2 separate regions of the Homo sapiens genome follow, and region 2 is linked to region 1. A link is an interaction called in ENCODE POLR2A ChIA-PET data of the cell type or tissue named here. Cell type or tissue: Panc1. All regions are shown on one strand.

Region 1 (5,000 bases):
AGACCAGGCGTGCTGGCTCACGCCTGTAATCTCAACAATTTGGGAAACTGAGGTGAGAGGGTCTCTTGAGGCCAAGAGTTTGAGACTAGCCTGGGCAACATAGTGAGACCCTGTCTCTACAAAAGATACAAAAATTAGCCAAGCAGGGTGGTGCATGCCTATAGTCCCAGCTACTAGGGAGGCTGAAGTGGGAGGATCCCTTGAGCTCAGGAGTTGGAGGCTACAGTGAGTCATGATTGCACCACTGTACTCCAGCCTGGGGGACAGAGTGAGATCCTGCCTCTCAAAATAAAATGAAACAAAAACAATAAAATAAAATAAAGAATTCAAATCTATTTAGTGAAAACTAACAGATTTCTCTCTTTTAATTCTTGGCTCATGGCCAGTGTTTCTCAATAGGAGCCATCTTCACCCCTTCAGGGGCAATGTCTGCAGACATTTTTGGTTGTGACAAATTGGGTTGGGAGGGAGTGTTCATGGCGTCTAATGTTCGTTTTTTGTTTTTTTGAGATGGAGTTTCACTCTCGTTGCCCAGGTTGGAGTGCAATGGCATGATCTCGGCTCACTACAACCTCCACCTTCTGGGTTCATGCGATTCTCCTGCTTCAGCCTCCCGAGTAGCTGGGATTAGAGGCATGTGCCACCACGCCCAGCTAATTTTGTATTTTTAGTAGAGACAGGGTTTCTCCATGTTGGTCAGACTGGTCTTGAACTCCTGACCTCAGGTGATCTACCCACCTCGGCCTCCCAAAGTGCTGGGATTACAGGCGTCAGCCACCGTGCCTGGCTATGGCGTCTAATGAGCAGAGGCTGGATATGCTGCTCAACTTCTCACAGTGCACAGGACAGCCTTTGCACTACAAAGAATGATCCGGCCCCGAATGCCAGTAGTGCCAAGGTTAACAAACTCAGAAATCAAAATAGCTCAGTTTGAACAGGAAGTTGGTGGGCCGTTTGACTAAGATGGAGATGCCAGGTGGGCTTAAGAATTTTCCAGCAAGGCCGGGCGTGGTGGCTCATGCCTGTAATCCCAGCACTTTGGGAGGCCGAGACAGGTGGATCACGAGGTCAGGAGATCGAGACTATCCTGGCTAACACCATGAAACCCCGTCTCTACTAAATATACAAAAAATTAGCCGGGTGAGGTGGCGGGCACCTGTAGTCCCAGCTACTCGGGAGGCTGAGGCAGGAGAATGGCGTGAACCTGGGAGGCAGAGCTTGCAGTGAGCCGAGATCGCGCCACTGCACTCCAGCCTGGGTGACAGAGCAAGACCCCGTCTCAAAAAAAAAAAAAAAATTTCAAAAGGTATGCATTTTTTATGCCGGGTGCAGTTGCTCATGCCTGTAATCCCAGCACTTTGGGAGGAAGAGGCAGGTGGATCACTTGAGGTCAGGAGTTTGAGACCAGTCTGGCCAACACGGTGAAACCCGGTCTCTACTAAAAATACAGAAATTAGCTGAGTGTGGTGGTGCATGCCTGTAGTCCCAGCTACTGGGAGGCTAAGGCAGGAGAGCTGCTTGGACCGGGAAGGCAGAGGTTGCAGTGAGCCGAGATCGTGCCACTGTACTCCAGCCTGGGCAACAGAGTGAGACTCTGTCGCAAAAAAAAAAAAAAAAAGAAAGAAAGTATGCACTTTTTTTTTTTTTTTAAGGAAACAAGGATCTCACTATGTTGCCCAGGAGGGATTGGCACTCCTGGGCTAAAGCGATCCTCCTGCCTCAGCCTTCCAAGTAGCTGAGACTACAGACTTGGGCCACCAGGCCTGTCAAGGTTAGCATCTTTGAGCTCCTAAGTCCAACACTATCGCCATCACTTTTATGGTCCGGATGGCGTTTGGGGCATTTTGGGCATTTTATTTCTTGCCTTCATTCCTTCTCCCCACCCTTAATATTTAAATATTATCCTACTCCCTCTGCTGAGATAGGTACAAGGCTCATCTCACCTCTGGATTCTCCAGTGAGGGTTACTCCAGGGTGGGCCTCTTCCCCTTCACGTCCTGCCAGGCAATCCCCTTGGGGCGAGTCATAACTTTTCTGGACCTCAGTTTCCTTCCCTGTAAAATAAGAACAATAATAATACTTCCTCGGGCTGTTGTCGGGGACTCTTCAGCCCACCACTCCCACCCCGAAGTCCTACCCAGCGCTCACCACAAAGCCTACCCTCTTCTGAGCTCTCTGAATCCTCAAAGCCTCCTCTGAGATAGAGGCTGTGAACGCCTTTCCTACAAATGGGGAAACTGAGGCTGGGAGACCCGAGAACTGGACCATGATCTCAAACCTTTGAGGGAGGGAGCTACCCTGGAAGGCGATGGTCTTCTCCAGAGCCCTCCCAAGGGCGCTCAGTACCACGTGGGCACCCAGAGAAGTTTTCTTATCCCTCTTGGCCCCCTCGGATCCTAACTCCCAGCTCGGCGAGGACCCTGGAAGCGGGTTCAGCCTTCGCTGGTTGAAGCCAGCTCCGAGGCGCATGCGCAAGTGAGCGCGCGCGGTGGCCTGTGGGAGGCTGGCTGCGAGTCCGAAGCTCAGCCCAGACGCCGGCGCTGTTGTCAGGGCGACCGGGGTGGGGCGGGGCCAGAACGTGGCCAAGCCTTTACTCGCTCTTCAATGGTCCCTTGTTTTCACGGGGCCAACCTTCTCTTAATTGTTCTTTGTTGTTAGTTCGTTCCCTTCCTCGATGGACAGAAGCTGACTTGTAGCGTGTGTCTACCAAAGGACAGGCAGAAGCAGGAGGATCTCGGCCATGATTAAGCGCCGGTGGAGACCCCTGACTCAATTCGGTTCATATACACGAGTCAATTTTTTTTTTTCTTTCCTCTTTTGCCTTTGAGTAATCTGTAATTTATTAGCGACATCTATAATTTATCTCACTTCTCCGGCCAGATCTTGCTTAGGCAAAACCGCAAACCTGAAGTTTGCAGAAATGACTCAGTGGTGACTAATTCCATTAGGAAAGCATTCTTCACAAAAGAGTTCACAGCAGGATTTCTTTAAATAGAAAACTTCCTCAGTGCACTGAAAACGATTCATTTTATATAAAACACATTTGGATACCGGATCCTCTTTTCTCTTCACTTTTTTTTTTGAGACTGAATCTTGCTCTGTCGCCTAGGCTGGAGTGCAGTGGTGCGATCTCGGCTCACTGCAACCTCTGCCTCCCGGGTTCAAGCAATTCTCCTGCTTCAGCCTCCCGAGTAGCTGGGACTTCAAGGGCCCGCCACCATGCCCGGCTAATTTTTGTACTTTTAGTAGAGACGGGGTTTCACCATATTGGCCAGGCTGTTCTGGGACTCCTGATCTTGTGATCTGCCCACCTCGGCTTCCCAAAGTGCTGGGATTACAGGCGTGAACCACCGCGTCCGGCCTATTGTTTTTGTAGTTGCATACAGACATAGTCAGGGCCACTGTGTACGATTGTGCAGGTTGTGCCCTGAACAAGTGTGCCTGGCCGAGGGCATGAGAATGGGGCTGAAGTCCGGCCTAGGCTGTGTTCTCCAAGTTGGAGGATAGGGCACCTTCTTCTAATTTGTCTTTTAGAGAGCATACTTCATTCTATTTGCATGAAGTTTCCGTGTGTGCCAGCTGTCTTCCTGCATACGATACTTTTAGTGTCAAAAATATAATCAGGCCTGGCGCGGTGGCTCACGCCTGTAATCCCAGCTCTCTGGGAGGCCGAGGCGGGTGGATCACCTGAGGTCAGGAGTTTGAGACCAGCCTGGCAAACATAGTGAACGCCCATCTCTACCAAAAATACAAAAATTAGCCCAGCATGGTAGTGGGCACCTGTAATCCCAGATACTCGGGAGGCTGAGGCTTGAGAATCACTTGAACCCAGGAGGCAGAGGTTGCAGTGAGCCGAGATCATGCCACTGCACTCCAGCTCAATGATAGGCCAAGACTGTCTAAAACAAAACAAAACAAAACAAATATATACACACACACACACACACACACACACACACACATACATACATACATATATAAAATCAGATACAGTTAGAAAAAAATTAAAAGTTCTTTGTCATACAGCAAGTCTTGATTCAGGAGATGTCAAATCAAGTGGTAAGAAGTTCTCTTACAGCAGTTAGGGCAAGTTTATAAGGCATAAAGGAGGAAGTATTTTGAGCTTTTTTGTGATTGGCTGTTTTACATTAACTTCTTTTTAAGGCAAATAGACCCGTTTAAGCTCATTTGTCTACAGCCGATTGGTTTAATTTCACTGAATCATGCTGACAAGGATGTAAAACTTACATTTTCATGTTTCATTTATGATTAGAGCTAGCATTTCAGGGGAATCAAGATGACAAACTTTGTGTGGTTATGGGTGGTTGGCCTTGGGTGGGGGGGATGAATCTAAACTATAGCCTTCATTTTAACGTTTTTTTGTTTGTTTGTTTGTTTGTTTGTTTGTTTGTTTTGAGACTGATCTCACTTTGTCTCCCAGGCTGTGGAGTGCAGTGGTGTGATCTCGGCTCGCTGCAACCTCCTCTTCCCAGGTTCAAGTGATTCTTGTACCTCAGCCTCCCGAGTAGCTGGGATTACAGGCGTGCGCCACTAAGCCTGGCCCACAATATGCTCTTAATTCCAGGAAGTGGCACAAAAATATACAGCCAAGGGGAAAAGTGTCTAAAGAGTTGAAATGTCCCATCTCATTGCTATTAGAAAAGCATGTTGAAACCATGCCTATCATTTATCCTCTTGTGAGCAAGAGACTTAATTTAATTTATTTTATTATTATTGTTATTATTATTTATTTATTTTTCTTTTTGAGATGGAGTCTCGCTCTGTCGCCCAGGCTGGAGTGCAGTGGCACGATCTCAGCTGACTGCAACCTCCGCCTTCCGGGTTCAAGCGATTCTTCTGCCTCAGCCTCCTGAGTAGCTGGGACTACAGGTGCATGCCACCATGCCCGGCTAATTTTTGTATTTTTAGCAGAGACGAGGTTTCACCATATTGGCCAGGCTGGTCTCGAACTCCTGACCTCATGGTCCACCTGCCTTGGC
Region 2 (5,000 bases), 730 kb before region 1:
CGCATGCTCTCTCTCTCTCTCTATATATATATATATATACACACACACATATATATATATACACACATATATATATGCACATATGAGTAGTCCGATCTCGGCTCACTGCAGCCTCCACCTCCCGGGCTCAAGAGATCCTCCCACCTCAGCCTCCTGAGTAGCTGGGACTACAGGCACGCACCCCCATGCCTGGCAAATTGTTGTATTTTTGTAGAGACGGAGTTTCACCATGTTGGCCAGGCTGGTCCTGAACTCCTGGGCTCAAGCGATCTGCCCACTTTGGCCTCCCAAAGTGCTGGGATTACAGGCGCGAGCCACCGTGCCCGGCCCTAAAGCACTCAGTATTTCAACAAGCCCCCAGGCAATGCTGGTGCCCACCCATCTATGGAAGCCACCTGTCAAGTTGAATTCTCCCAACTCCAATACAACTTCTAGAAGGTGCTGAAGTCACAGAACTGCAGTGTCTGGTATGGTTGTCACATGTGGCGATTTAAATTAGTGAAAATGTCAGCGAAATTAAAACTTTGGTTCCCTGGTCACACTGGTCACACTTCAGATAGAGAACATTTCCATCTACAACAGAACTCAGCTACTGTGGGTGCATCGACAACAGAGCTGCAGAAAGTTCCTTTTTTCTTTGAGACTCTGTTGCCCAGGCTGGAGTGCAGTGGCGCAATCTGGGCTCACCACAACCTCCACCTCCCAGGCTCTAGAGATTCTCCTGCCTCAGTCTCCCGAGCAGCTGGGATTACAGGCACCCACCACCAAGCCCGGCTAATTTCTTTTTTTTTTTTTTTGAGACACAGTCTCACTCTGTTGCCCAGGCTGGAGTACAGTGGTGCGATCTTGGCTCACTACAACCTCCGCCTCCCAGGTTCAAGTGATTCTCCTGCCTCAGCCTCCCAAGTAACTGGGATTACAGGCGTGCGCCACCACACCTGGCTGATTTTTGTATTTTTAGTAGAGACTAGGTTTTTCCACGTTGGCCAGGCTGGTCTTGAACTCCTGACCTCAGGTGATCTGCCTGCCTACCCTCCCAAAGTGCTGGGATGACAGGCGTGAGCCACCGCACCCAGCCGAATTTTTGTATTTTTAGTAAAGACAGGGTTTCACCATGTTGGCCAGGCTGGTCTCAAACTCCTGACCTCAAATGATCCATCCGCCTCAGCCTCCCGAAGTATTGGGATTACAGGCGTGAGCCACAGCGCCCGGCCAGAGCTGCAGAAAAGTTCTATGGAAGAATGCTTCTGTATAGGCATAAAAACAAAATAGAATGCCACAGAGAGACCTTGAAGGCAAGGAGAAACGCTTTAGAATGTGTCCCCCAGGCCACCCACCATCACTTTCCATTTGGTTTGGGCTGTGTTCTGAATGGGAGAACAATTTTAAACCTCTGCCATCTGGAGTCAGCTCTTCTCCACGCCCCTTTCTTTCTTTCTTTTTTTTTTTTTTGAGACAGAGTTTCGCTGTTGTTGCCCAGGCTGGAGTGCAATGATGCGATCTCGGCTCACTGCAACCTTCATCTCCCAGGTTCAACTGATTCTCCTGCCTCAGCCTCCCGCGTAGCTGGGATTACAGGCGCCTGCTACCACACCCGGCTAATTTTTCTATTTTCAGTAGAGACGGGGTTTCACCATGTTGACCAGGCTAGTCTCGAACTCCTGACTTAGTGATCTGCCCGCCTCAGCCTCCCAAAGTGCTGGGATTACAGGTGTGAGCCACTGTGCCTGGCCCCGCCCCTTTCTTTCACTGGTGCTTGATGGTCAGACCAGGGGAGAACCTCTGCTTAGGGATATGGATATAGAGAGATGGATAAATAGACACAGAAAGAGACAGATATAGACGCAGGTAGATAGAGAGGGGCATGGACGGAAGGGTAGTTACAGATAGAGAAAGAGAGAGGGACTGATAGAGAAAGGGATTCATAGAAAGAGAAGGATGCATGGATAGATGGATGGATAGATAGATACAGCTATCGAGAGAAAAAGAGAGAGAGACACAGATAGATACAGAGAGGGATAGATAGAGACAGAGACAGGAATGGGTGGATATAAATAGAGATAGAGGAATATACAGAGATGGATGGATGGAGGGATGAGCATAGATAAGATAAATGGATGGATGGATAAGATGATAGATAGATAATATAGATGGATAGATAATATAGACAGATGGGTAGACGGAAAGATAGATTAGTTGATAGATAATATAGATGGATGGATAGATAGATATAGCTATATAGAGAAAAACAGAGGCACAGATAGATATAGAGAGGGATAGATAGAGATAGAGAGAGGAATGGGTAGATATATATACAGAGAAATATACAGGGATGGATAGATGGATGGATGATGCATACATAAGATTGATGGATAAGATGACTGACAGATAATAGAGACGGATGCATGGAAAAATAGATTGGTTGATAGATAATATATAGATAGAGATAGATAAATGGATAGATGGATTAGATAAATAGATGATATAGATACCTAATATAGATGGATACATAGATAAGACAGATAATATAGGTGTATCTATCAATGGATAGAGGATGCATTGATAAGATGGCTGGGCCGGGCGCGGTGGCTCACGCCGGTAATCCCAGCACTTTGGGAGGCCAAGGCGGGCAGATCACGAGGTCAGGAGATGGAGACCATCCTGGCTAACACGGTGGGTGAAACCCCGTCTCTACTAAAAATACAAAAAATTATCCGGGCGTGGTAGCGGGTGCCTGTAGTCCCAGCTACTCGGGAGGCTGAGGCAGGAGAATGGCATGAACCCGGGAAGCAGAGGTTGCAGTGAGCCAAGATCGCACCACTGCACTCCAGCCTGGGAGACAGCGAGACTCCATCTCAAAAAAAAAAAAAAAAAAAAAAGATGGATGGATGAATGCATAGACAGACAAAATGGATGGATGGACACGTAGGTGGGTAAATAATAGATAATATGTGTGTGTATACATATATAGGTAATCTATCATATATATATGTAAAATGGGGTACACATATAGGTTAGCGGAAGATTAAAAGAGTTTTTTAGGATAATTTGGCTAAATGAGGGGTCAAGTGCCCCTTCTCTGTGCCCCAGTTTCCTCCTCTGTCAAATTTGAGTAATAACAGTCCCTCTTTTGTTGGTTGGTTGTGAGAATTAATGAGTTCACGTCGCCAAAGTACTCGCTACAGAGCCTGGCTTATACTATGAGAACTCAGCTAGAAATGTCATTTAGACCAGGGGTTCCCGGCCAGGGAGCACTTGACAGTGTCTGGAGACCTCTGGGCTGTCAAAACTCAGGGGGAGGTGGTGCTACTGACATCCTGTAAGCAGTGGGGAGAGGTGCTACATCCTCTAGTATGCAGGACAGCCCCACCACAGAGGATGATGTGGCCCCAGATGTCAACAGTGCCAAGGGTAGGCCACCTCAATTCAGACCTTCACCCTCACACAGCTGTGGAAGGAATCACTTTCTCTTGACTGTGGCTCTGGTAGCAATCACCACGATATGTTGCCAGGTTTTGTATCTCTTTCCTGGTTGGAAGAAATTTTATAATTTATTTCCTTTTTTCTTTAAACATTTCTAAATTTGGAAATCAGCTTCTTCTTCTTCTTTTTTTTTTTTTTTAAGTATCTTGCCTCAGAACAAAACCAATCCCAGCTAAGGTCCTATCACTGATGTGGCTAATTAGAAGTGCTTTTCTTCTTCTTCTTCTTCTTTTTTTTTTTTTTTTGAGACAAGAGTCTCACTCTGTTGCCCAGGCTGGAGTGCAATGGCGTGATCTCAGCTCACTGCAACCTCTGTCTCCTGGGTTCAAGCAATTCTCCTGCCTCAGCCTCCCAAGTAGCTGGGATTACAGGTACCCACTATCATGCCCAGCTAATTTTTGTATTTTTAATAGAGATGGGGTTTCACCATGTTGGCCAGGCTAGTCTGGAACTCCTGGCCTCAAGTGATCCACCTGCCTCAGCCTCCCAAAGTGCTGGGATTACAGGCGTGAGCCACCACACCTGGCCAAGGTGTACTTTTCTATCAAGGTTCAGAGACAGATCTAAAATGTATCTTCCCCTTCTAGAATACACGGGTCTAAAACATACCTGCCACTTCTGAAAGAGCCTGATCTAAAACTATCTTTCTGTATTAAGAGAAACCATATCTAAAACATATCTTATGCTTCTAAAAGAGCCTGATCTAAAATGTATCTTCCCCTTCTAGAACAAGCAGATCTTTTTTTTTTTTGTGAGACTCCTGGGCGACAGAGTCTCACTCTGTCGCCCAGGCTGGAGTGCAGTGGTGGGATCTCAGCTCACTGCAGCCTCCGCCTCCTGGGTTCAAGCGATTCTCCTGTCTCAGCCTCCCAAGTAGCTGGGACTAAAGGCATGTGCCACGACGCCCAGCTAATTTTGTACTTTTAGTTGAGACGCGGTTTTACCATGTTGCCCAGGCTGGTCTCCCTGACCTCAGGTGATCCTCCTGCCTCAGCCTTCCGAAGTGCTGGGATTACAGGCATGAGCCACCACGCCCAGCCTAGAACAGGCAGATCAAAAGCCTATCTTCCCTTTCTAGAAGAGCCTGATCTAAAACATATCTTTCCCTTCTAGAAAAAAGCAGACCTAAAACGTCTCTTCCCCTTCTGGAAGAGCCTGACCTAAAACGTATCTTCTCCTTCTAGAAAAGGCAGAGTTAAAACATATCTTCCGTTTCTAGAAGAGCTGGATCTAAAATCTATTTTCCTCTTCTAGAAAAGCCTGACTTAAAACTTATCTTCCCCTTCTGGAAGAGCCAGACCTAAAACATATTTTCCCCTTCTAGGAAACTGGGAATGGGGCAGTGAGGGAGAAGAAGCATTTTCTCAGGGTCAGGTGTGGGCTATACCTCAGCCACCAGGCAGCCCTGGGGTTCCATGTCCAGCTGCACCTCATGCCTCTCATTGTCCAAGAAATCCTCCAACTTCAGGAATTTGAGGGCACACAGGCCCCGCTGGTCCCGCCAGAACACAGCCAAC

The links. ChIA-PET counts read pairs that join two places held together with the same protein. Peaks named below come from ENCODE experiments on the same cell type or tissue, not always from the same donor. Only the 100,000 strongest peaks of a DNase experiment are listed, where the experiment ranks them.
Region 2: POLR2A ChIA-PET joins it to region 1 with 11 read pairs; 2 of 35 experiments call an interaction of 5 or more read pairs at or near these places.

Annotation. Positions count from the first base shown.
Region 1 is chr19:13,729,229-13,734,228 of GRCh38, reverse strand. It overlaps a transcript of YJU2B not described here. Among named protein-coding and RNA genes, the nearest start is that of YJU2B, 16 kb to the left of the region's middle. RefSeq lists an enhancer at 2,365-2,414. In Panc1, no CTCF peak of the experiment used is centred here; a DNase peak (open chromatin) is centred at 2,708; H3K4me3 peaks cover 1,826 bases; H3K27ac peaks cover 2,129 bases.
Region 2 is chr19:14,458,246-14,463,245 of GRCh38, reverse strand. It overlaps PKN1 (protein kinase N1), which reads right to left. Exons shown (of 22, transcript NM_002741.5): 9 at 4,871-5,000. Among named protein-coding and RNA genes, the nearest start is that of PTGER1, 15 kb to the left of the region's middle. In Panc1, no CTCF peak of the experiment used is centred here; no DNase peak of the experiment used is centred here.